Regions from separate parts of the Mus musculus genome. Here all the other regions are linked to region 3. A link is a loop called in an ENCODE intact Hi-C map of the cell type or tissue named here. Cell type or tissue: heart. All regions are shown on one strand.

The links. Peaks named below come from ENCODE experiments on the same cell type or tissue, not always from the same donor. Only the 100,000 strongest peaks of a DNase experiment are listed, where the experiment ranks them.
Region 1: it touches region 3 in a loop (2.1-fold over the local background); 4 of 42 quality-filtered maps call a loop at or near these places.
Region 2: it touches region 3 in a loop (5-fold over the local background); 4 of 42 quality-filtered maps call a loop at or near these places.

What each region holds. Positions count from the first base shown.
Region 1 is chrX:17,515,468-17,523,467 of GRCm38, reverse strand. Gm39497 (a long non-coding RNA gene) reads left to right here and starts at 6,478. Exons shown (of 3, transcript XR_878072.1): 1 at 6,478-8,000. It also overlaps a transcript of Fundc1 not described here. In heart, no CTCF peak of the experiment used is centred here; a DNase peak (open chromatin) is centred at 3,207.
Region 2 is chrX:16,890,137-16,898,136 of GRCm38, reverse strand. It overlaps Ndp (Norrie disease (pseudoglioma) (human)), which reads left to right. Exons shown (of 3, transcript NM_010883.3): 2 at 3,356-3,729. The coding sequence starts at 3,562. Among named protein-coding and RNA genes, the nearest start is that of Ndp, 18 kb to the left of the region's middle. In heart, a CTCF peak has its summit at 3,553 (motif pointing left); no DNase peak of the experiment used is centred here.
Region 3 is chrX:17,568,101-17,576,100 of GRCm38, reverse strand. It overlaps Fundc1 (FUN14 domain containing 1), which reads left to right and starts at 3,776. Exons shown (of 5, transcript NM_028058.4): 1 at 3,776-3,948; 2 at 4,642-4,798; 3 at 7,993-8,000. The coding sequence starts at 3,921. In heart, a CTCF peak has its summit at 3,925 (motif pointing left); DNase peaks (open chromatin) are centred at 3,780 and 4,380; H3K4me3 peaks cover 1,281 bases; H3K27ac peaks cover 1,219 bases.

The DNA of each region.
Region 1 (8,000 bases), 53 kb after region 3:
CTTCCTCTCTCTCTCTGGCTCTCTTGTCCTTGCTCTGTCCTCTGTCCCCTTCCTCCTGTTCTCCCTTCCCTCAATCTCCTGCTCCCTCTCTCTCTAGTGCTCATGGCTGGCCTCTACTCGTCTTCTCTCTCTCTCTCTCTCTTTCTCTCTCTCTCCCTTTCTCTGTCTCTACTCCCTTATTAACCCCCATCTCCATGCCTAGAATAAACTCTATTCTATACTATACCATCCTGTGGCTGGTTCCTCGGTGGAAGGGATGCCTCAGCATGGGCCTGTGAAGGCACCCCCTTCCCCCATACCTGACTGCACATCCACCAGACATATTCCTTCACACAACACCTTTGCCATCAGGTTTCTTTTGGCATGTTAAACAGGCATCTCAGCCGCTTGCCCCAGGTCTGAAACCCAACAAAGCTTTAATCTCTTTTATTTCCTTCTGTCTCTTTATGCTGTCTCAGTCCATTAGTTTTGAGCACCTCTGGCCTTTTTCTCCTCTTTTTTTCCTAGAATGAATATTATGTCAACACCCCAAAGATGAACTTTTGGACAGTAGTACCCTTTATCTGTTCCTCTTCAACATGTGTTCATAGTCAATAAATTTCTAATTTTCACTGTTACCCATCTTGTAATTGGCATGTTGGGATTCTTGGCTGAGCCTGTCCTGTTAAAGCTGTGGGAGGCAGAGAGGGCTCTTGTTCTAAAACTACCTTTAAGTTAACAGAATAAAGGGGGGAGCCCATATTACACTGAGTGATACAGAAAAAGAAAACATTTAATAAAATGCAACAATTATAATGTAATTAAAAACTGGAATCAACAAACGCAGAATAAAGGCTATATTCCCTTCTGATGGAGGGTTTGTACGATGATGAAATTCTGAGTATGTTTGGGATGAGGCCAGAAAGTCTATTTTAACAGTTCTATTCAACACTGCATGAGAGGCTCTAGTCAGTCTATTATTAGACTTTAGTTTTTCCAATCTGATAGGTGAAAAATTGTTTTAGTGTAACTTTAATTTGCATCTTTTTCATTACCAACAGCTTGAGCATCTTTTATATGCTCAGGGACTGTTTGCATTTCTTTTTCTTGAAATGTGTGTTAATTTCTCTTTTCCATTTTCTATGGAGTAGATGGCCTTTTCTACCTTTAAACAAATACTTAAAGGAATTAAACCTTTATCTGGGATGCAAATTATAATTGCCTTTTCCCAGTTTGCCACTTTGTTATTTTCCTTGGTGTTTCTAGGATTTATTTGGTAGCATGTATTGTTTCTTTTCAACTTTATAATCAAATTTAGCAAAATTTTTCTCTTTGTTTCTGATTTTTGAGTTCTAATGAGGAAGGCTTTTTGTAAATGACAATAGAAGAATTCATTTATGATTTTCTAGAATTTCTTAAATTTCCCATTTGGAATATGTGAGGTCCCATTTTGTCTTTTTCTGTATGGCTAACAAGTCACTACTGTTTATTTACAAGACCTTCTTTTCTCCACTATATCAGGATCCCACTTTTATCATGCCCAATTTCCGTAAGTAAGAAGGCCTATTACTGGATATTCTGGTCATTATTGATTTTTTGAAAAATCTTTTATATTTTAAAAATGGAGTTCTCATTTCAGGGTGATGCAGAATGAAAAATGGACACATTAAAGAAGCCAAAATAGCCACTCAGTCAAGGAACAGGGAAAAGTTTATTTCAAACTGCCAAGGCTGTCTCCCAGGAAAGCAGGGAGAAGCCACAAAGGAAAAAATTTCAGAGTTATATGGGACCATGAGACAGGGAGCACCTAAGCTGGGGTGGGGCCCATGAGCCTAGTGGGGTTTGTGAGCAGGAACTGAGGGAACCTAGAGGCTTGCATTGACCTTCACAGGCTAATAGGCACCACAATCATCTGTTAGTGGAAGCGCTATGCTTCTTTTGTTAGAGATACTGAGACTAACTACCCCTTCCCCCCACTCTTTTTTCAAGTATGAACTTTCTTCAAGCCCCAGAGGGAATGCTGGCTTTTGTCTAAATGTCAGCCTTTGGGTAAAGGAATTTCTTGCGGGGGGGGTGGGGGGGGTGGGGAGAGGGACCAGACAAAGCCTCATAAAGAACCACAGAAGGTAGTTGTGGTTGGAGAGCTGCAAGTGTAGAAAGAGGCATTAAGATTAACATATCAAAGAAAACAGTAGCTGGGGAAGACTGGAAATCCCCCAGCCATGCTTGGTGTAGCAAAACAGCCTGTTTGAGAAAATCCCACGCTTTAGAAATGTGGGGAAAGGTGGATGCTATGTAAGTGATCTATAAAGAGTCAACACTAGTGGCCCACAACTTTTGAGCCTCAGACCTTTTCCAGCTCTCTGTCTTATTTCCATTCTTTGGAGTACCTTTTGTTACCAGAAATTAGGGTCCTCTCTCAGAGGTTAGTCTGGTTAGAAAAAAATTAAGAATGGGCTCAGAAGTTGGAAGACAATTGTATTTAGGTAAAACAACAGGGCAGGCAAGTTGTGAGGCTGTGAGTTGGGGTCTTTAGGATCCCCTACACAGGTTCTATTAATTTTATAGAGCTGCTCTGAACAAGATGCATATGAACAGGGAGCAAGGTATGGGGCCAAGGATGCATAGCCCTCCAAAACCTCCACTATTCAGAACCTTCTCAAAACCCCATTATTGTTTGCTTGTTTTTAATGGATGTGCCACTGTATAGGCATGATTAATTATAATACTGGCTATCAGAAATCAACTGAGTATTCAGCTTCTCTTCCCTCCCTGGAGACAAAGGCTAAAAGTCCCAAGCTTCTAGCATTTTTCATCTTTTTTCATGCTATAAGCATACAAATGATATTTCATCACTGTAAATTTAAAGGATTTTTAGAAAGTGTACACTAGGAAACAGAAAGAAGGAAATTGAATATATATTGTTCAATATCACACTTCTTTCTCCAGCCTTTGATGACTTCTATTCTGTTTTCTGCTTGAATGGATTTGTCTATTCCAGGTTATCTCATAGAAATAGAACCATATATTTGTCATTTTGTATTTGGATGATTTCATTGAGCATAATGTTTTCATTCAAGGTTCATCCAGTCACAGTTTCTATCAAACTTTCATTTCCTTTTATTGCATAACAGTGTCCCTTTTGGCTTGCAGGTGATTGAGCTGGACTGGGCTCCTTCCAGGGACCTAGCAACAGGGACATAACAGCTTACATCATCACCTGCAATACTGCCAGATGCAGATGGCCTGGCAGCATAAAGGGACTGCTTGCTACCCCAGTTCCCCTCTCTACTTTCTTTCTCACTCTCTTTCACTTTCTCTCTCTCTAACTCTCTCTCTCTCTCTCACTCTCACTCTCACTTTCTCTCTTTCTCTCTCTGTGTCCAAGTGTCCCTGGATGGCCTTTCTCTCTCTGTCCTTCTCTATCCCTACCTTCTGTGCCTTCGTGGCTCTGTATGGCTCTACTAACTTTCCTGATCCCCACTCCCCTCCCTTCCTCCAAATAAACCTCCTTTAATACCAGGTCTGTCGCATGACATGATTTCTCGGGGGGGGGGGGGGGTTACCTTAGCACAGGCCCACCAAGTACCACCTTAACCCTGCTGCCACTGCATATTTCATAACAATTCCCTATACAATTGTTTTGTAATTCTTTTGAGAGAGAGAGAGAGAGAGAAGAATGTGTGTGTGTGCCCTAGTATGATGGATTCGCATGCAGGTCAGAGGGCAACTTGTGAGAATCACTTCTCCCCTACCACTCTATGGGTCCTGGGGATCAAACTCAGGTCATCAGGCTTGACAGAAAGCTGCACGATCTCACAGGTCCATATTTAGTATGCTTTTATTTGATTGAATAAGTGTTCTATTTATCTCAATCCTTAACTGAGGTTTTTTCGCTTTATTAAGCATGATTAAACATTGTTGATTCTTGACATGTGCCTTGACCTGTTTAGCGTTTTGATGTAAAATAGAAACAAAGAAAAGGAAAGGTTAAAGACAAGTGGCATCCATGAAACAGAGATTTCTCAAATTAGGGATTTTCAAATATTTGTAATGTGTCAGAGAATTCAGAATTGAAACAGAACATTCTGGTTTTTTGTAAGTCTAAGCAAATTTGTTCATTGTAAAGCAGCACAGATGTAGGGAGATGATTTGAATTACTGGTCACAACTTATTAAAATATTCATATCATAAAACAAAAGGTATAAAGCAGGGTTTGAAACTAGAAAGATATAAATAATGTAAGCATTAGGGAGCATTGGGAATTAGCATGAATCCCTTGGACTTCTATATCACTAGAAATGCTTTTGATTTGTTTAGGAAATAGTTAAATGAAATTGCTAAAGATGCAGAACAGTGAAATATTTCTCTCTATTTTATTTTGCTGTGATGGTTTGTCAAACTGATTTATGATGGCTTTGTGTTATAGGTAAGTAGCAGATACACTAAATTTAGAGGACTTAGTAAACACCAAAAAATGTTATGAGGTAGCACAAGACACATGTAAACCATTTTGCACTTCCTCTGTCCTTCATTGTAAGACTAGCTAGAAAGGCAGGCAAACTTACAGGAACCTGGAAAGGGGAAGAAGCCCTTTAACCCATTACTGGCTTCACATTTCTCATTGGCTGAGATACAAGAACTTCCACACAACTGAAGAACAATATCAGGGAAAACTGCCCATAAAGATAAGACACTTTCTAAAATACATCTCAAATTCAGTTATTTAAAACAATTGGACCATGTTTGATTAAGAGCAAAGTGCATGTGACTTTTGAGTTTGACTTCATCAGCATGCTTACGATATACTTTATAAACCATTTTATAGTTTCATTGACAAAAGGAAATTAAGATAATATAAACAAGTCTTCAAATTCATATGCTTTATTTAGTTTTTAAACTCTAAGTTTTAAAATTTGCTTAACCTTTAACTCTGGTTATAAATTACAACCTTTGAGGAATGTAACTTTAAAAAGGACAAAAACATATACAAAGAGGTACTAATATACATAGTTTCTATACTGTAGTTTTTCTTATCACTGCCTAAATAGATGGCCAAACAACTTCAGACAACAAAGGTTTATTTTGAGAGGGTGGGTGTAATCCATTTTGGTGGGAAAGATATGGAGGCAGAAGCATGCATAGCAGCTTGTTAAATACACCAACAAGGAAGCAGAAAAAGAGTATTGAAGTCAGCTCCAGAGCCATACTGTTTTTCACCCAGGCCATAAACCCAAAAGGTTCAACAACCTCTCTCATTATTGCCAACAGCTGAAGACTGAATGATCAAACACATGAGGTTGTGAGTGACACTTAATGTTCAAACCACAACATTCTGTCCGACTTCCATAACTTCTCGTCCATCCCATAATTCAAAATGTATTCAGTCTATCTTAAAAAGTCCCCACATTCTTAACAGCATCCACATTGCTAAAAAGTGTAGAATCTTAAATATCTTCTGAGACTTAAGAACATCTTTCATCTGTAAACCCCTGAAAAAGTAGAAAAACATAACAAGTTATATACATTGGAACAGAGTTAAAATTCTTATTCCAAAAGGGAGAATTCTTATTCCAAAAGGGAGAAGTGGGGACTTAGTAAAGAAAGAAAACATTAAATCAAGACTGAAACCTTACACCAAAGCCTATAGCTCTATATCCAACATCAAGGACTCATAGAATCATTCAAAGTCAACAGGCACGGAACACACACGTCTTCTTTCTTTTGACAGCTTGTCTTTCCTCGGCAGATGTTCCACATTCCTGGCATGTCCAACACGCCTGGAGTTTTCATGGCGAGTTAGGCTTTTTACATCACACACTGCATAGCTCCATGACCCTAACATACATTGTCTGGTCTCAGTGGCTTTCTGGAACTTTGATGCAAGCCTCCATGGCCTCATACTACATGTATTTGCATGACTGTAATATTAGTACCACTTAAGTAACACCAAGTTCTTCTGCCAGCTTCAGATAGAGCCTCTTTGGACCACATTTACTTTGAAGTTGAATCTTAGAAATTACTTTCCAAGGTGGCTCTTCATTTCACCTCTGCCACCTAGGCCCCATGTCCAAAAGGCTGTTTGCCCCCCTCTGTCGCTTCTGTCTCCGACCAGCAGAAAAAAGCAACAACACAGTGTTCTTCTCAAAGCAGTTTATTCAGGAACCTTTCAACATGCAAGCAGGAATCTCTCTCTAGCCCCCAATCACAATCTCTTATATAACCCCTCAACCACGCCCCATCAGCTCAGTCCGCATAGTCTCAGTTCATTGGCCTTTGTCAAATGGCCTGATCTTGCTTCATGGTGCGCCAGCGCAGCTCTCATGATGGATGTGGCTTATTTTCGGGTGTATGAGGAAGTCAGGTGCAAGTCATAAGACTTGGCTGCAGTCCCGGGTGCCATCTTGGGACTACCGCCACACCCGCTCCCCACACCCCTCATCTCTCTCTTACTCTCCTATTCTCTTGCTCTCTTACCCTCTCTGTCCCTTCTCTCCCCATTCCCCTCCCTCATCTCTTTTCACATGTTCCTGGCCAGTCTCTCCTCCTCCCTCTCTTTGCCTTTCTCTATCTTTATGCCATCCTCAGCTCCCCTTCTCATGTCCTAAATAAAGTCTATTCTGCACTATATGTACTGTATAACTGGTCCCTCAGGGGGATGCCTCAGCATGGGCCCACAGAGATACCCCCTTCCACCTCACCAAACCGTGCCTCTATCAAACATATCCTGGCTCTTTCTTTCCTTTCTATAAAACACAACACTCTAATATACAATTCTCTACCCCCTCATTAGTGTCATTTGCAAACATTTTAATTTAGGATCTTATGGAAATATTCCACATAACTTCAGGAAAATGACACTTGAGTCGCAAGCTTTCTGGAGGGTTGTAAAAGTGTTAGAAGAAGGGAAGATATAAGACTGTACAAAGAGAGTACATGGATACTATGGATATTTATTGTCATTTATCATGGCTAAGAATCTAGAAGCAGAATCGCTAGGTTATGTTCATAATTTTACCTCCAAGAGCAGCTGTCAATATGCTTTCCAACATGACTCGGCCACACTTTGTCCCTGTGAGCAGGACATGGCAGTTCCATTTGTGTTGCAAAATAGCCAACTTGAGTGATCAGATGTACATTTTAGACACTCTATAGAAGTACAGTAGAATTACATTGTAAATTTTAACTCTCATTTCTATGATGACAAATGCTTTTGAGCATGTTCCTTTACACATTTGCAAGACACTAAACTCAAAATGTAGTCATGGAGTTATCTGTAAAATTCTCAGAATGACAATGATAGCACCATCACTATTTCATGTTAGTATAAATGTCTGAAATTTCTACTGCCTATAGAATGGGTAGTATACACACAGTTTCTAACATTCAATAGTTTCAGTAAACACTGGCCCAACTATGTCCTAATGAAATGCTTCAAAGAAACAGTCACCATAATTAAGGGTCAGAAATGTTTCCCAGGAGGTGATGTATGTAATTTAACTGGAATATTTGATGGTGAACCTCCTAGGGGGAAAATAGTTTCTAATGGTTATTTTTAATTAATAAAGTGTCAAGATAATGATAGAATCTCTGAAATTGGAAAACAGAAAAAGATTACTGTGCAAAGCAGCTCTGTATAAATACAGGGCACGATCTCTCCAGGACTTAGCTTCATCAGCTACAAAACAGGACAATTAATGACTCTGAATCCTCTTTTAACTCTGGCTCGTGTTCAGTATTTTGAATTGCTCTGTGACTACTAGGTGGCTTTTTTTTTCATGTGATTAGATTAATTAGATGTAATAGTACAATTTTGGAGGAAAAAGAATATCCCTGTCAGGACTGACAAGTTCTCTTCCTGCAGTTTTTTTCTCTAAGATAATTAAGTGAATTGAACCTCTTGATGTCCTAGCTGTGAGAGTTAAATATGCATGAATTCTTCCTTTCCCATAATTTTATTGTGAACATTTTTAAATACACAGGAACATTGAAATAATGTTGCAATGAATACTCAAAAGCCC
Region 2 (8,000 bases), 680 kb after region 3:
CTAGCCTGGCAGAAAGCAAGGAATCCAGTGGTGATGTGAATTTTCTTAATTCCTTAATCCCCCCTTGTACATCCCTGCTCACAGTGCAGATACTGGTTTATATACACTACAGTTTGACTCAGTGGTCCTCCTTTCTTAATCTTTGTTTTTACAAACTCATCTTCAGCACAGCAGTGCTGGTTCATTCAATTTGTATAGTTAAAGCAAAACCAAAATGCAACACGAATCTCAGCTGTTGCTAACTGTTGTGGTGCAGGCCTGTAATTCCAGCATGCCTTGGGATTTCAAGTTGTCTACTTAGTGAGAGTCTGTCTCAAAAAAACAAACAAACAAATAAACAAACCATTGCTTGGCTGGAGAGATGTCTCAGTGATTGAGAACACTCATTGGCCTTGCAGAGGACCTAGATTCATTCCATTAGCAGAACCTACATTGTGCTTCATAATCATAAACAACTTCATTTCTAAGCCATTTGATGACTGATCTTCTCTAGCACCAAGCATACACTTTGCATAAAAATAAATAAATCTAAACAACAACTACTACTACTACTAAAACAAATCCTAGTGTTACATTGTAAAAAGCTCACCTTTGTGTTTTAAAGGTTTGATGAATTTTGAGTCTTATCATTGCTTGTATTGTTATTTCAGTGTTAATAGAAAAAAATGAAGAAAAATATCATGACTCATATGAGTGTAATGGAAGCAAACATCTTAATAGTAGTAATAAAGCAGTATGTTCTTTGTCATTTTTCTGTCACTAGAAATTTTTTCTATTTTTTTCTTTTATGTATATGGATATTTGGTCTACTTGTATGTCTGGGCACCACTGTGTGCTTGGTGCCCAGGGAGGTCAGAAGAGGGTATCAGATGTACTGAAACTGGAGTTACAGAAGGTAACTGAGCCTCCATGTGGGTGCTAGGAATGGAACCTGGGTCCTCTGGAAGGGCAGTGTTGGTAACCACTGAACCGCCTCTCCAGCCACCTTTTGTCTTTTATAACTAGTTGTGAGAACAATGTTTCATGTCAAAACTACAAAGCAGTTCACAGGACTCAGGATATAAGGTTCAGTCAGTAACATAGCTGCTGCTCAAACATGGGGACCCCTGTAAGTTTAGACCCCCAACACCTATATCAAAGCTCATGTCTATAACCCCAGCACAGAAGGTCTCCTGGTGTTCCATGGTAAGATGTGAAGTAAACAAAAGCTCACATCTTCAGCTCAGAAACTATTTCTAATTGATAACCTCTGTCAAATGAAAAATTAGTTTTCTCCAACAGTCTCACTAGGTATACACACCACACTTAACACAGGGCCCATTCCCAGCAATAGATGGCCAATTGAAAATGAATTGAACGGTATTTTTGGAGTTTGTTTTGTCTCACAAAGATTTATTTGAGCATGGTTTTTAGCCATTATGGCTTGTTTCCAAGTTTGTAGTTTTGCAAATGTGTATGTTTCTCCATCTATATGTGTTTCTTGTGCTTTTTCTGTGACTCTCCCCCCCCCATTTGTTTGTTTTATCTTATTCTGGTTTGTTTGTTTTTATTTTATCATTATTAGTTTTAAGATACTCGTTTGTTTTCTAATGAGAAAGAGCAAGAAAAGGTGTTTTGGGTGGGTGAGGAGGTGGGTAGGATCTTGGAGAAATTGGGGAAGGGAGACTGTATAATAATACATTTTATGAAAAAAAATCAACCTTCAGTAAGAAAAAAGGTTCTTCTGCAGCTTTTCCTCATTGGGATACTTGGGTACATGCTTGATCCATTTTAAGGAGAGGTCAATATGAGCATGTACATAAAGGAAAGTGGTGCAAGGCTACCTGTGAAAGGACTCTTCTAGTCTTATAAATTACCTGCTGGATATCGAGATGGAGATGGTAGTAGCCAAATCCATTGCTATTCAATGCTGCCATTTTGGAAGAGGGGGGACAGCAGATGCCATTGCTGTCAATTCTTTTATCCTATAGGTGAGGAAATGGACTGGAAGAATTTAAGTGATCCATGAAAGATGCCACAACTGATTAATGGTTGTGACTTAGTCCATGTGGGTCCTCTCACTATTGGTCCCTGCCCTTCCTGCAATTTATAGGACTTCCCAGAGACACAGACTCTCAGCCTTTGATATTGCCAGAGATGCTCCACTCTGAGCTGATTCTATTGCCACACCCTTTCCCACTCAGAATGGCCCACTCTACACGTGCAAGCTGGCTTATTGCAACTAAGTTAGTCTGAAGCCAGACACTATTACAGCAAAATGAATTGGCTTATACCACCTTGAACTTCTTATCTTGATCACAGCAATACTTTACCCTGTTTATTCAGACTGCTCATGATAGGAAGTTAAAGAAAAACTTGTACTATAAACAAAACAATCAAGCTTTGATCTGAATTTCTTTGAAATGTTTTCTTTAATTACTCTATTCTGTTGGTTTGGGATGTACCATTAGGTTCTCTCAATTTCCCCAAATGTTTGAAAATATTTTTTAATATTATGTGTTTTCTGGTATAATGAAAAGCATCAGTGAGGTAATTTTAGTAGATTCCTAAACTCAGGTCCTTTGACCAGGAGGTATGTTTAAAGGACAAAGCAAATTTTAGAAAAATGAGTCCAACACAATATCACTTTAACGATGTCTCTTCTCCAATGAACACATTTTCAAATTACAGTGTGGGCTTCAGCTACAAAGATTTTGTAGAAATGTGTGACTCTTGGGAAAAACTCATGCACTGCCTTAGCAACGCTGGAGGCCAGTGATCATAATTCGAGTTTAAGATGCAATTAGTCACTGATGTTGGGTGGCAAGGGCTTAAAACAAAAACAGGATGAGTCCTAGAGCACAGAAGTGGAAAATGAGGTGGGTGGGTATAGAATGGAAAATGTGCTCCCTCAGGCCATGGACTGTGTTCATTAGAACTGACCTGCCTTCTCTCTTGCTCTGGAAGCTGATGCTGATAGAAAAGCTTTGAGAGAATCTGAATAAACCCTCCTGCCCCACAAACCAAGGACAAAGATGAGACCACCCAATTTAGTTATCCTCTGGCCAGAACCACATATTTAATCTTGTCCATGGGCTCAAACTATTCTTGCTCCTAGGCACAGGGACTCAAGCAATTAAAGTGAACATATGTTTCCACTCAACCATCATGTCCATTTCTAAATGGTCATAAATATGTAGCATAAACACAAAGGTCAGGGGACATGAAATGGATGAAAGCATAAGCCAGTAAGGCTCCAGAAACCAATATTCGTCACCCCAAATGGCATGGAAATGTTTGACTTCATATCTCTTGTATTGCATCCATATTTCTTGGTATATATTTCTGGGTAAAATCATTTCTGATTTCATTCCAGCTGTGCAGCACATACTGCTGTGATCGGTTGCAAGTGAAAGAAGCAAGAGAAATTCCTGCATACAAAGGACAATGACAACCAGAAAGCGGCAGCCCTATCCTGCTCTGGCCTTGAAAGGGACTGGATCCTAGGAGGTGGCAGCATTTCCAATCTATTGTCCTCTGTCTCCCTCTGCTGTTTTTCTGGAGGAGTTTCCCTTTACAACAATGAGAAATCATGTACTAGCTGCATCCATTTCTATGCTCTCCCTGCTGGCCATAATGGGAGATACAGACAGCAAAACAGACAGTTCATTTCTGATGGACTCTCAACGCTGCATGAGACACCATTATGTCGATTCTATCAGTCACCCACTGTACAAATGTAGCTCAAAGGTAAGATCAAGGTCACTCCAAAGCCTTTGGAGGATACCCTTCTCCCTCATTAATACAAGAGCAGTCATAGTTCCTTGTCAGGGGATGGAGAGCTACGACCAGAGCCCAAACTGGAGCTCTATGACTGGCCTGCAGAACTTACAAGGGAATATTTCTTTAGAATTTTCTCACTATGCTTTCCACTTCTGTGTCTGTAATGGAACATGTGTGAGCTTATTCTGTTGTGGGTGTGTCTTACACCACTGGTTGGGAAATTCATGAGTGATAGTGTTCCTTTTTAATAAAGAAAAATAGGGGCTGGGAATAGGAAAAGTTGGGAAATTGAAAACCTCAGTTTAGATCCCTGGCATGGTGGTACACATCTCTAATCCCAAGACCAAGAAAGCAGAGACAAGAGAACCCATGGGAACATGCTCACTAGTCAGTCTAGCCCAAGTGACTCCAATAGTGAGCTCCAAGTTCAGTAAGAGACTGTCTTAAAAAGTAAGGGAGCAATAGAGAACCAAATCCTTAACCAACCTCTGACCTCCACAATCTGTGCACCATGTGCACATGTGCAGGAACATGCACACACCACATATGCAAAAAGAAGAAGACACAGAGCCTTTCAATTGTCATAATTCCCTTTACTTCCATCAACAACAAAAAGAATGGGGAATTTGTGGAGTATGATTGGACAATGGAGCATATTCTTGGAGGCTGTTCACACAGTTTTCTGAACTACCCCAGAACCATCTGGGTGGTCTAAACCTTCCTCCCTGTGTCACACTGATGTTAAAAATGACTTCACAACTAAAGATGGCAATTTGATCGCTTCTCATTTTATCTTGTTTAGCAGTTCCTACTTACTGGCAGTGGGTGGAGTGTTTCTTGCACAGGTCATCTGTGACTTGGTACTGTGAAGAGGTGTGCAAAGTAATAACATACTAACGGACCACCAAGGGTGGCTACCACATAGACCACCCAGAAGGGAGGCACAATGGAAGATGGAATGGGTCCTAAATGAGAGTTCTCATGACCATCATTGCCCCAGTCACATGTCTTAAATTTGTCCACACAGTAAATAAGACTTTGTTTAGTTCAACCTCAAACAATTTCCACTTTAGTCCTGAGACTAAAACAACAAAAACCATTTAAACATTCTCATATGTCAAACCTTTTTAAAATTAGCAATATAGTTAAGAATTTTACAAAATTCTATCAACCACTAGAATTAAGGTCATAGGAATCAATCTCTCCACTCTCCATTTCAAAGCATGCCTGCTTTTACATTTTCTATAATGTCTGTGGTTGTAGCCCAAGGAAGATCTTTAGTTTGAACGCTTCAAAAATTCAGTTAAATCAATTTCACCATTGTTCTAATAAGACCTAGGACTATGGGAAAAGAAATGGAGTTTTTTTTTTTTTCCTTCAAGAAAATGTCCTGGATCTTACTTATAGTTGAGGGACAAAACCAAAGAGAAATCATTAGACAAGGATAAATTCTGATGAAATTCCTTCTTGAAAATGGAGAAATTGAGCTGGAGTAGCCACCAAGGGGTAGGAGTGGGACAATCTTGCTTAGGTTTATTTTAGCACCACAGAAGCATAGAAAGCACTAATAACAACTGCAACAACAACAGCAACAAAGATAAGAGAAGCATCTTTATAACCACAATTGTTTAGATGTTGCTTCAGAAGCAGATGCCACAGCACTGATATCTAGTATTTAATTCATGTATGATTTCTTCCTTTGTTGAACTGTGCTTCATAATCATGTTTCTTTAGAGAAAGCGACAGACAGACAGACAGACACGGACACAGACACATACATGGACACGGAAACAGACACAGAAACAGACATAGACAGACAGACAGACAGACAGAGATGGGGGAATTCAAATTTAAAGAAAGCACCATTGTGATGAAAGGCAGGGTTATAGAAAATAGTAGAATAAATAAAAAATTGAAAGTGGAGAGCACTTGCCTAGTATGTGTGAGGTTCTAGGTTCCAAACCCAGAACCAAATAAATTAAAAAAAAATCTGGGAAGATAGGACAAAATGATGGAAGACCACCTTAGCATGTTAACCTCAGAGGGAAAGAGTCAAGGAAGAAATGTCCTTAACTAAATGTCATGAGGTTTGAGCATGACTTTTAGAAATGAATTTTAGTCAATTGTTATTCACCTTTGCTTCTTCCAGAGCACTACAGTAAATAACAGGGCAAAGATTGTGATGATAGAAGAAATGTTTCTAATTTCATGGGAACAATTTGTTTTCAGACATCCAAAATGACCCCAAATGTAGCAATGGTTTTATGTAAATGCTGCTTGTAATTATTAACCTTCCTTCCTTGGCCACAAAAAAAAAAAAGATGTGTCTGGCACAGCTTCAGCTACCAGACTCTTTCTGGATTAAATTTTCTGTATGTATTCAGGAAGAAAATTATTTCCATTTGGAAATATTCTATAGTTCTTAACTTTTCCAGACTCAGAATGGTAGTCTCTCTGATGATCCTGTTTTCCTTTAGAGATTGGGAGAGAAATGTTAGCCTATGTCCAGAAGGAAGAGGTCAGGGCAAATTTTATAGATTTACCAATATTTTTTCCTCAATATCATAAGCAAGAACATTATTTTCTGGACATATGACCATCCCTTCCCCTATCAGTTAATATTCTTGACATAGATTTGTCAAGTGGGTCTGGCCTCCTGACTACATGAAAGGCACACGTGGCCCAGGGAATGAAGCACACTGGCCCCAACACCTAATCAGTGTCAGTCACTTTACACCATATATTGTAATCATTACCGACACATTGGCCATGTAGGTGTTGTCATCCTCATGCTACAATGATGGAAACTCACAATCCACAAGAAAAGACAGATTAGGGTTCCTGATGCTCTGAGAAGGGCAATGTTATGCTTGGAGGCTTTGTTTTTCCACTGCCTGATTCCTCGTATTGAAAGAATGTATAAAGAACACAGAAACTATTGTATAGAATCCAGACGTAGCTATCTATAGTAGTCATTCATATTCTATAAATGTTTTCTAGAAAAATAGAAATAATGGATAAAGATTTTCTGGGCACTTTTAATGGGACTTTCTGTATTTTATGGCCATGAACTTGCATTTGGCCAGTTTTACGTTCTGTCACCCTCCTCCTAGCAATTCAGTAAGGAACTAATAATACTCAGGCAAGACTGACCCATCAAGAAAGACAGGATAGCCACTATTTAGATTATATTTGGGGCTTTTGTTAGTCATTGATATCGTATGATGTTAAGTCCAAGGGAGGCTAGGATTGGCAAGCTCATTCCCTCTCTTCCCAATAAACTACATTTTCATACAATTCCGAGTAAAAACTATGAAGCAAATCTTCTGAAGATCTGCAGTTGGAGGAAATTGTCTGTCTGGGGAAAGTTGAAGGAACTAAGGCATTCCAGGCTTGAAGGTAGCTGAGATCCTGTCTCCAATTCTCACTTCACAGCTTTCCAAATGGGTGATTTCTGGAAAACCAAGTTGTTGTTTGGTGTTTCAGTTTCCTCCCCTGAAAAAGAAGCTGTTTGCCCAAGGTCATGGGCATGTATGGCCATAGTGGTGATATCTGTAAAGCAGCTAGCACAGTTTCTGCCATATACTAGACATGTAATAAATGCTATTGTAACCCTGATGATGAAGTTGTAAGCTAGACAGGTGTTTCAACCCACTTTTCTATTTCAGTCACTATTAAGACTTCAATAACTGTTGGGATCCCTGCAGCCTTAAAGGATTAGAAAAGTGAGCCCCATATGGCTCTGTTGGATGTGGGAGGGGTGGGGGCGAGCAGAAGAGAAAAGTAAATGTAAGCCACTGTGCAGGGTGCTAAGAGGGAGGATCAAACAAGAACAGACTCTACAGACTGCCTTCTGTCACTAGGTGAGTAGAGGATGTGCAGGGATGAGTTCTGACCTCCACTAGACAAGGGTTTTCAAGAACCTGGCTTGGCAAACTGGCTTTATGGGTGTTTGAAGCCCAAGTCTATGAAAATAAGAGATGATGGTGGTCACAGACAAGGGGTTGAGCCAGGTTCTAAGGAGCAGCAAGAGGTTGGAGTGAGGCATACTGTTATGAGTGAGATGAAACAGCAGCTGGTGAGAAAAGAAGAAAATTGGTTGAGGCGATAAAGGTTATGAAAATTCTCAGAGAAATTGTGAAGGAGCTCTTAGGATGCCCATGCTATCTACTGTTGCTGTCCCAAATGCTCATAAAAAAATGATGGTCATTAGGAATACAGAATTTATAGCAAAATTG
Region 3 (8,000 bases):
GTAGGTTTCCTTTGTGCAGCAAAATGTTGGGTCCTGTTTATTATTATATAGCCAGTCTGTTAGTCTATGTCTTTTTATTGGGGAATTGAATCCGTTGATTTTAAGAGATATTAAGGGAAAGTAACTGTTACTTCCTGTTATTTTTGTTGTTAGATTTGGGATTCTGTTCTGTGGCTATATTCTTTTAGGTTTGTTGAAGGATTACTTTCTTGCCTCTTCTAGGATCTAGTTTCCATCTTTGTGTTGGTGTTTTCCCTTTATTATCCTTTGAAGGGCTGGATTTATGGAAAGATATTGTGTGAATTTGGTTTTGTCATGGAATACCTTTGTTTCTCCATCTATGGTAATTGAGATTTTTGCTGGGTATAGTACCCTGAGCTGGCATTTGTGTTCTCTTAGGGTCTGTATAACATCTGTCCAGGATCTTCTGACTTTCATAGTCTCTGGTGAGAAGTCTGGTGTAATTCTGATAGGTCTGCCTCCATATGTTACTTGGCCTTTTTACCTTACTGCTTTTAATATTGTATCCTTATTTAGTGCATTTGTTGTTCTGATTATTACATGTTGGTAGTGATTTCTTTTCTGGTCCAGTCTATTTGGAGTTCTGCAGGCTTCTTCTATGTTCATGGGCATCTCTTTCTTTAGGTTAGGGAAGTTTTCTTCTATAATTTTGTTGAATATATTTACTGGCACTTTAAGTTGAAAGTCTTCATTCTCATCTATACCTATTATCCTTAGGTTTGGTCTTCTCATTGTGTTCTGGATTTCCTGGATGTTTTGAGCTAGGTAGGATCTTTTTGCATTTTGCATTTTCTTTGATTGTTGTGTCCATGTTTTCTATGGAATCTTCTGCACCTGAGATTCTCTCTTCCATCTCTTGTATTCTGTTGCTGATGCTCGGATCTATGGTTTCTGATTTCTCTCCTAGGATTTCTATCTCCAGAGTTGTCTCCCTTTGTGATTTCTTTATTGCTTCTACTTCTATTTTTAGATCCTGGATGTTTTTGTTTTTCAATTCTTTTACCTGTTTGGTAGTGTTTTCCTGTAACTCTTTAAGGGATTTTTGTGTTTCCTACTTAAGTGCTTCTAGCTGTTTACCTGTGTTTTCCTGTATTTCTTTAAGGGAGTTATTTATTTCCTTCTTAAAGTCCTCCATCATCATCATGAGAAGTGACTTTAGATCCATATCTTGCTTTTCTGATGTGATGGTGTATCCAGGACTTGCTATTGTGGGAGAGTTTGGTTCTGATGTTGCCAAGTAACCTTGGTTTCTGTTGCTTCTGTTCGTATGATTGCCTCCTGCCATCTGATTATCTCAAGTGCTTGCTGCCCTCAATATATCTGATTGGAGCCTGTCCTTTCTATAATCCGGATTGATTCAGTACTCCCCAGTGTCCAGGTTTCTCTGTGATTCTATGATTCCGGGCTCCTGTTAACCTGAGATTCTGGCTGTGTCAGAGTTCTTGGCAGTCAAGCTTCCTCTGAGACCCCGAGGTTCTGAAGTGAGCAAGCTGCTGCTATCCTGGTATCCTGGTATCCTAGTATCCTGGAATCCTAAGATCCTGGGCATGTTACAGCGTCTGGAAGTAGTGTCTCCTCTGGGGACCATGGGGCTGTCTGGTGTGTTCGAAACCAAGGTATATCAGCACTGATTAAAAGGAACCTGAGCAGCTCGTCAGGCAGGGCTCACATGTCCTTGCTCCTGCTGCCACAGGCCTGTCACAATTGGTTTGGAACAGATGTTGTGTCCACTCACCAGTGATCCTAAGATCCTGGGTGTGCTAGGGTGCCTGTAGCGTGGAGAGTTCTCTGTGGACTGTGGGACGATCTGTTGAGTTCGTGCCCAAGGTGGCTTGGAGCTGGCACTGACCAGAAGGGACTTGAGCCCCTGGTCAAGTGGGTTTCCTGCGCCCCTGCTGCTGGCACAGGCCCATCAAGATTGGTTTGGAACTGATGTTGTCTTCCACTCACCAGTGATCCTAAGATCGTGTGGAGAGTCCTTTGGGGACTGTGGGACTGTCTTCGGAGTTCGAGCCCAAGGTGATGGAGCTGCCGCAGACCGGAAGGGCTAGAATGCATATTTAAAATAAGTTTGGTGCTGATTTATGTGAACTTGGGTTAGTTCTTTGGTATCCAACATGTTTTTATATTCTACAGAATCCATGGAAATTTGTGGTAAAAAAACAGACTTTATCCCTATTTCACATTCAAATAATAACAATTCTTAAAATCACAGCTTTGTGGTGAATGTCGGTAATCACAGCACTGGGCAGAGTGAGACAGAGGAATCCAGCATCAGAGGCCAGCCTGGGCTACATAGTGTGACCATGTTTACAAACAAACAATCCTAATACTGGAGAGGCAGAGGGAAGTAGGTCTGTGTAAGTTTGAGGCCAGCGTGCTCTACATAGGGAGTTCCAGAGAATCTTAGGTTATGTGAGATGTTGTCTAAAAATAACCAACCAACCAAAAATACAAGCAAAAGTCTGCTCGACTAACAGGGCACTAAAAAAACTAGAGCCCTCAGCAGTTTGAGAAAAATGTGACCTGGGGATCCATCCCATATACAGTCGCCAAACCCAGACACTTTTCTGGATGCCAACAAGTGCTTGCTGACAGGAGCCTGTTATAGCTGTCTCCTGAGAGGCTCTGCCAGTGCCTGGCAAATACAGAAGTGAATGCTCACAGCCATTCATTGGACTGAGCACAGGGTCCCCAATGGAGGAACAAGAGAAAGGACCCAAGGAGCTGAAGGCATTTGCAGCCCCATAGGAGGAACAACAATATGAACCAACCGCTATTCCCAGGATACCCAGGGACTAAACCACCAACCAAAGAAAACACATGGAGGGACCATGGCTCCAGCTGCATATGTAGTAGAGGGTGGCTTTGTCAGTCATCAATGGGAGGAGAGGCCATTGGTCCTGTGAAGGCTCTATGCCCCAGCATAGGGGAATGCCAGAGCCAGGCAGCAGGAGTGGGTGGGTTGGTGAGCTGGAGGAGTGGGGAAGTGATAGGGGGAGGAGGGTTTTCAGAGGGGAAACCAGGAAAGGGGATAACATTTTAAATGTAAATAAAGAAAATATCTAATTAAAATTTTTTTTCATTAAAAAAAAAAACCTTTAAAATATTTGCCCTGACACTTGTTAAAATAGATAGTGGGTCTATTTTAATTTGGGATACAACAACAACAACAAAAAGCTGGAGATTTATAGTGCATAATCTGAGGGGGTCGAAGTGTAGAGTCCTACCAAGAGGAGACATCAAGGGAGTTTATTGCTGAGCTAGTTTAATTGGGTTCTTACTGGAGAATGACTGGGTTATTAGACATCAAGCAAGAAGTGGGCCTGAAATTTCTGTTAAAGCCAACAGAATTCTTGAAAGAACTAAAGGCCAAAGATAGGGCCTGAAAAAAGAACACCTAATCAGAAAGACAGCTTCGTTGAAGCATCCTGACTAAAGACTTGTTAAGAACAGTCTGCCAACACTAAACTGATTATCTTGTTCTATTACCCTTAGCCGCTCCTCCCTCCATTCCTTTAGCGTAAAAAACAAACAAACAAAAAAACCAAAAAGCAAAAACAAAAATAAGACAAAACAACAAAAAACTCTTAGAAACTTAGAGCAGGTTGGGGTAATGCCCAGGCTACAGTGGAAAAGAGCACGGACTACATTTCCCATAAGCAATAGGAGGGCGGGGACTCAGCTATTCCATCACAAGTCCCAAGCCTTGCGGCTGCGCACAAATTGTTGGAGGTCGTGTACAGGGAAGAGTGGCGGTGACGCGACTGTGTGGGCGGGGCGAGGAGGAGGCTGAGGAAAAAAGAGAGACCATAGACTTCCAACTCGGCCTAGAGCGTCCTTTAAAGTGGTGGGGAGAGGCGGGCAGGGACCACCCCCAACTGGCCGCTGGCGGTATCATGGCATCCCGGAACCCCCCTCCCCAAGGTGAGCAGCCAGGGCCCGAAGTAGTCTCTGGGACGCTGCCCACAGCACTCGACCTTTTATTGCTATGGTGTTTCTCCCTTTCCCTCCTCCAGTGTTTCTGGGGCTCTGTCGCTGTACAGCCCCTTTGCGAGAGCCCCTTTGAACCAGAGGTCTCCTTTCCCTCTCTGCGGAATTTAGCATGCTCACCTACACCTAACCAAGGCTAGACCCTGCCCTGCCCTGCCCCCACCTCGAGCCCTTCTCCATCTTGCAAAATTAGGAGGGTTGGCGGGTTGATTTCCATGGTTGGTTGCGTTTTAGTCCTGCTCTGATTTCCTCTTGCTAGGTTCCTGACTTTTCCTTTCATGGAAGGATCATCCCCTCGCCCCCTTTTCCCACAGATGGAAATGTACCCTGCCCTGACCTTATTCTCATTGTGCGGGTGACCGCCCACTGCTTTGTAATTCAACTGGCCTCTGGCTGCGTGTCCCTAAGCCTTGGGAAAGGAAATGCCGATGCTGTTGCTAGGCCCTTTATGCTTGAGGCCCTAGTCTCCCAGATCGAGTTAATCACGCTCCTTCGTTTACATCTGGGCCTTTTTAGTTGTAGACCAGACATGACAGTGTGTTGGCCCACAGGTTTTATGAAAACAGCTTGTGAGACGTTTCAGACTGTAGAATGAATGTTTTTTTTTTCCATTTTGTATTTTTAAAGACTATGAAAGCGATGACGAATCATACGAAGTGTTGGATTTAACTGAATATGCAAGAAGACACCACTGGTGGAATCGAGTATTTGGCCACAGTTCCGGACCTATGGTAGAAAAATACTCAGTAGCTACTCAGATTGTAATGGGTGGCGTGACTGGCTGGTGAGAACATTCTTTTCATTAAATTTTAGTGGGAACCTGGCTCTTGTCCTTTTGTAAATGGCACAGCCTCCATAAATCTTCAGTGGCTCCCCACTTTTAAATTCCAGAAGAACACAACTTTGGGGCTTTTCCCGGATCTTATTGGTTGTATCAGCCTTCAGATAGTCCTGGTTGGATTTTGATGATTTCCCTCTGTCAAAGGCCCACCATAGTTCCACTTCCACCCTTTACACTTCCTTTAATTCATTAACAAATTTTCAACTTAAGCAAGTTAATTATAAGTAAGTTGTTACTTGCTATTCAGTGCCAATAACTGGAAAAAACATGAGAACTCCCATTGCAGAACTAGCCTCTAAGATTCTCAGCTCTGTACATAGAAGCATTAATGGTCTGTAAAAATTATTCACAATGATGCATCAGATTCTACATTTTTTGTGTACTGGTTCTGATTATGATAGTGCTTTGAAGAAGATCTGAGAAGATTGCCTTTGCTTTAGAATTAATGCAATGATTACTTATTATGCAATAATTTGGAGTACAATAAGGAGTGGCTAATAACCATTAATCAAGCAACAGCTCATGTAAGCACATATTTACATTGTTGTTACCATGTATTTTAATTCTATTATTTTTGGAATAAAATATTAACCAGATAAAAAGGGGCAGAAACAGTTCAGTATTTTGAAATATGTTGATGACTCTTTTTTTTTTGAAGTGACAGTGATTAAGTTGTAAGCATTTTTTTTCTTTACATTTAAGGTAAATTCATCTTGTGCTAATTAAAATATTTACATACTTCCTCTTGGCATGGGAAAATGACATTTATTCATGTGTGTTTTCCATGAACCTCGGAATAATGATGCCCCATGCCTTCTTGTAAATGCCATTTCATAATTTAAAACAAACAAAGAACAATTATGGTGAAGATTCCATGGAGCACAGGCACAGTATTAATACTGCTTTATTGAAAAATCATACAGTTAGAAGGGAAATTTCTGCTCAGGGCCTCGGTCAATTAGATGATTCACTGTAGGATGATTACAACTCTGCCCCCTTAAATGCATTTATAATTTGGTGCCAGAGGTGATTGGTTAGTGAGAATCATGGCGGAAAGCCAGATCGTTGCACATTTTCTTCTTACAGACCTAACCTGCTAAGAAGGCCCATAACTGCCAGGTCTTCCTGAAAACCCTAATGGCAGAGCAGAAGTTAGTAGTGACTGGTACACAGCTTGTGTAGCTGTAGCATTCAACCTGGGGTTTAATGAAGACCTCACTACTTGCTTTTTTCTTTGTTCTTCCTTACTGACTCCTGTATAAGAACCATATTCTTGATAATAATAACAACAACAACAGTAGTAATACATTTGGATTGTCAGTATCAGACAAGTATTCAACCCAGGAGCTATGTAATAGTTTGTGGGTATTTGTTTTTTACATCCATCTATTTGTGTGGGGGGCACAGATGTGTCCCAGTATATATGTGGAGGTCAGAGGACAGCTAGTAGGAGTTTGATCTTTACCATGTGAGTTTTGGGGATCAAACTGGGCTCTTTAGACTTGGTAGCAAGTGCTTTGACCTGCTCAACTCTCTCTATGACCTGGTCTGTGTAATAGGACACTTATATTCAGGTGGCTTGTTTTTGTTTTTGTTTTATGTGGGCACAAATTCAGGACCTTGCAAGCATTCTAACTCTAAGTGATATTGCCAGCTACATAGGTGATTTGTTGGAATGATTTGAACTGTAGTTTAGATTCAGAGTAGAAAACATTTGAAATCTTTTTAGGATATAACATTGATGTGATATTGTGGCATAAAAGAGGAACAGTTAATATAGGCATAAACCTAACTTAACACTTGAGACCGACCAGCTCAAGACATGAATAGCCTAAGGAGATTGGATTTAGCCATAAGTTTTTGGTAATAAGAAATGAAAACTAGTATGAGAAAAGGTGGTTGCTAGGAGACCTGGAGGCCTTGAATACTGAATCTGCTTTTAGAGTGTGATCCAGAAGCAGAGCTATGGAATCCCAACATTACATTCCAAAGGTAACGATGCCCCTAAGAGTGGAAAGGAGGGCTGGCAAGATAGCTCAGCAAGTAGGCTTGATGCCAAGCTTGGTGACCTGAGTTTTATCCACAGGTACCACATGGTGGAGAGAACCAATTCATGTACATTGTGCTTGGCCATGTGTGAATGTTTAGACACACACACTACATAAAAAATTAATAATAAAAATAGGAAGGAGAAAACAGGTAATGTTTTCTAGATGGGGTATTTGAAGATAAGGATGGGAGTCTGAGATGAATATGACCTGGCAAATGGGGGATACTACCATCAGTTAGAAATTGGGGCCTCAGTAGCAGCTGTTTGGGCTGCGTGTGTGTCCCTGTGACATGACTTCTATTGAATTAAGGGCTACTGTGCTCCAGTATGACCTCATCTTGCTTAATTACATAAACAGTGACCTGATTTCCAAGTACAGTCTCATGAAGGACACTAATTTGGTGGGAAGACCAATTCAGGGCACAAGACTAGGATTAGAAATCTGCGATACTTTTGTAGAATAGTGAAGGGACCATGAGTATGCTCAGGAGGTATAGGCTGACATTACAAAGTTAGATGAGACAAAACAATACAGAAAATTAATACTAGATAAGGAAGGTGTGAGAAATATGGGCAGTGTAATCATCTAAGTGGAATAACACAAGGGGCAGGAAAGTTTTTCATAGGCAGGAAATTAATAACACAAAGATGTTGATGCATTTGAAACTAACTGCATTGGAGCTGGTTTGGATAGAGTGAGTGTTGTCCAGGTGTTATGAAACACCCTGACCGCATTAAGCAAACCAAACAAGTGACTACTGTGGGAAATTTTAGCTTACACAAATGCAGGAGTATAATGAACCCACGTACTCCTGATTGTTTTCAATAGCTGCTCTTTTGATTTTCCTTTTAAGTCTCCCTCTTCTCACCTTTTCCTCATTTCACAGCAAATCCTAAGACATTTTAGAGTTTGCATTTTAACCACCCTGTATGACTGAAGGAAAACACTGAATATTTCTGAGTGGGCAAAGGAGACTATCAAAAGAAATTGAAACACATTAAGCTTTTATTAGGAAAGCAATAAAATGTAGACGAAATTTAGTACATCAATGATTGTTCTCATCTTTTGTTATTTCTGTCATTAAAGGTGTGCAG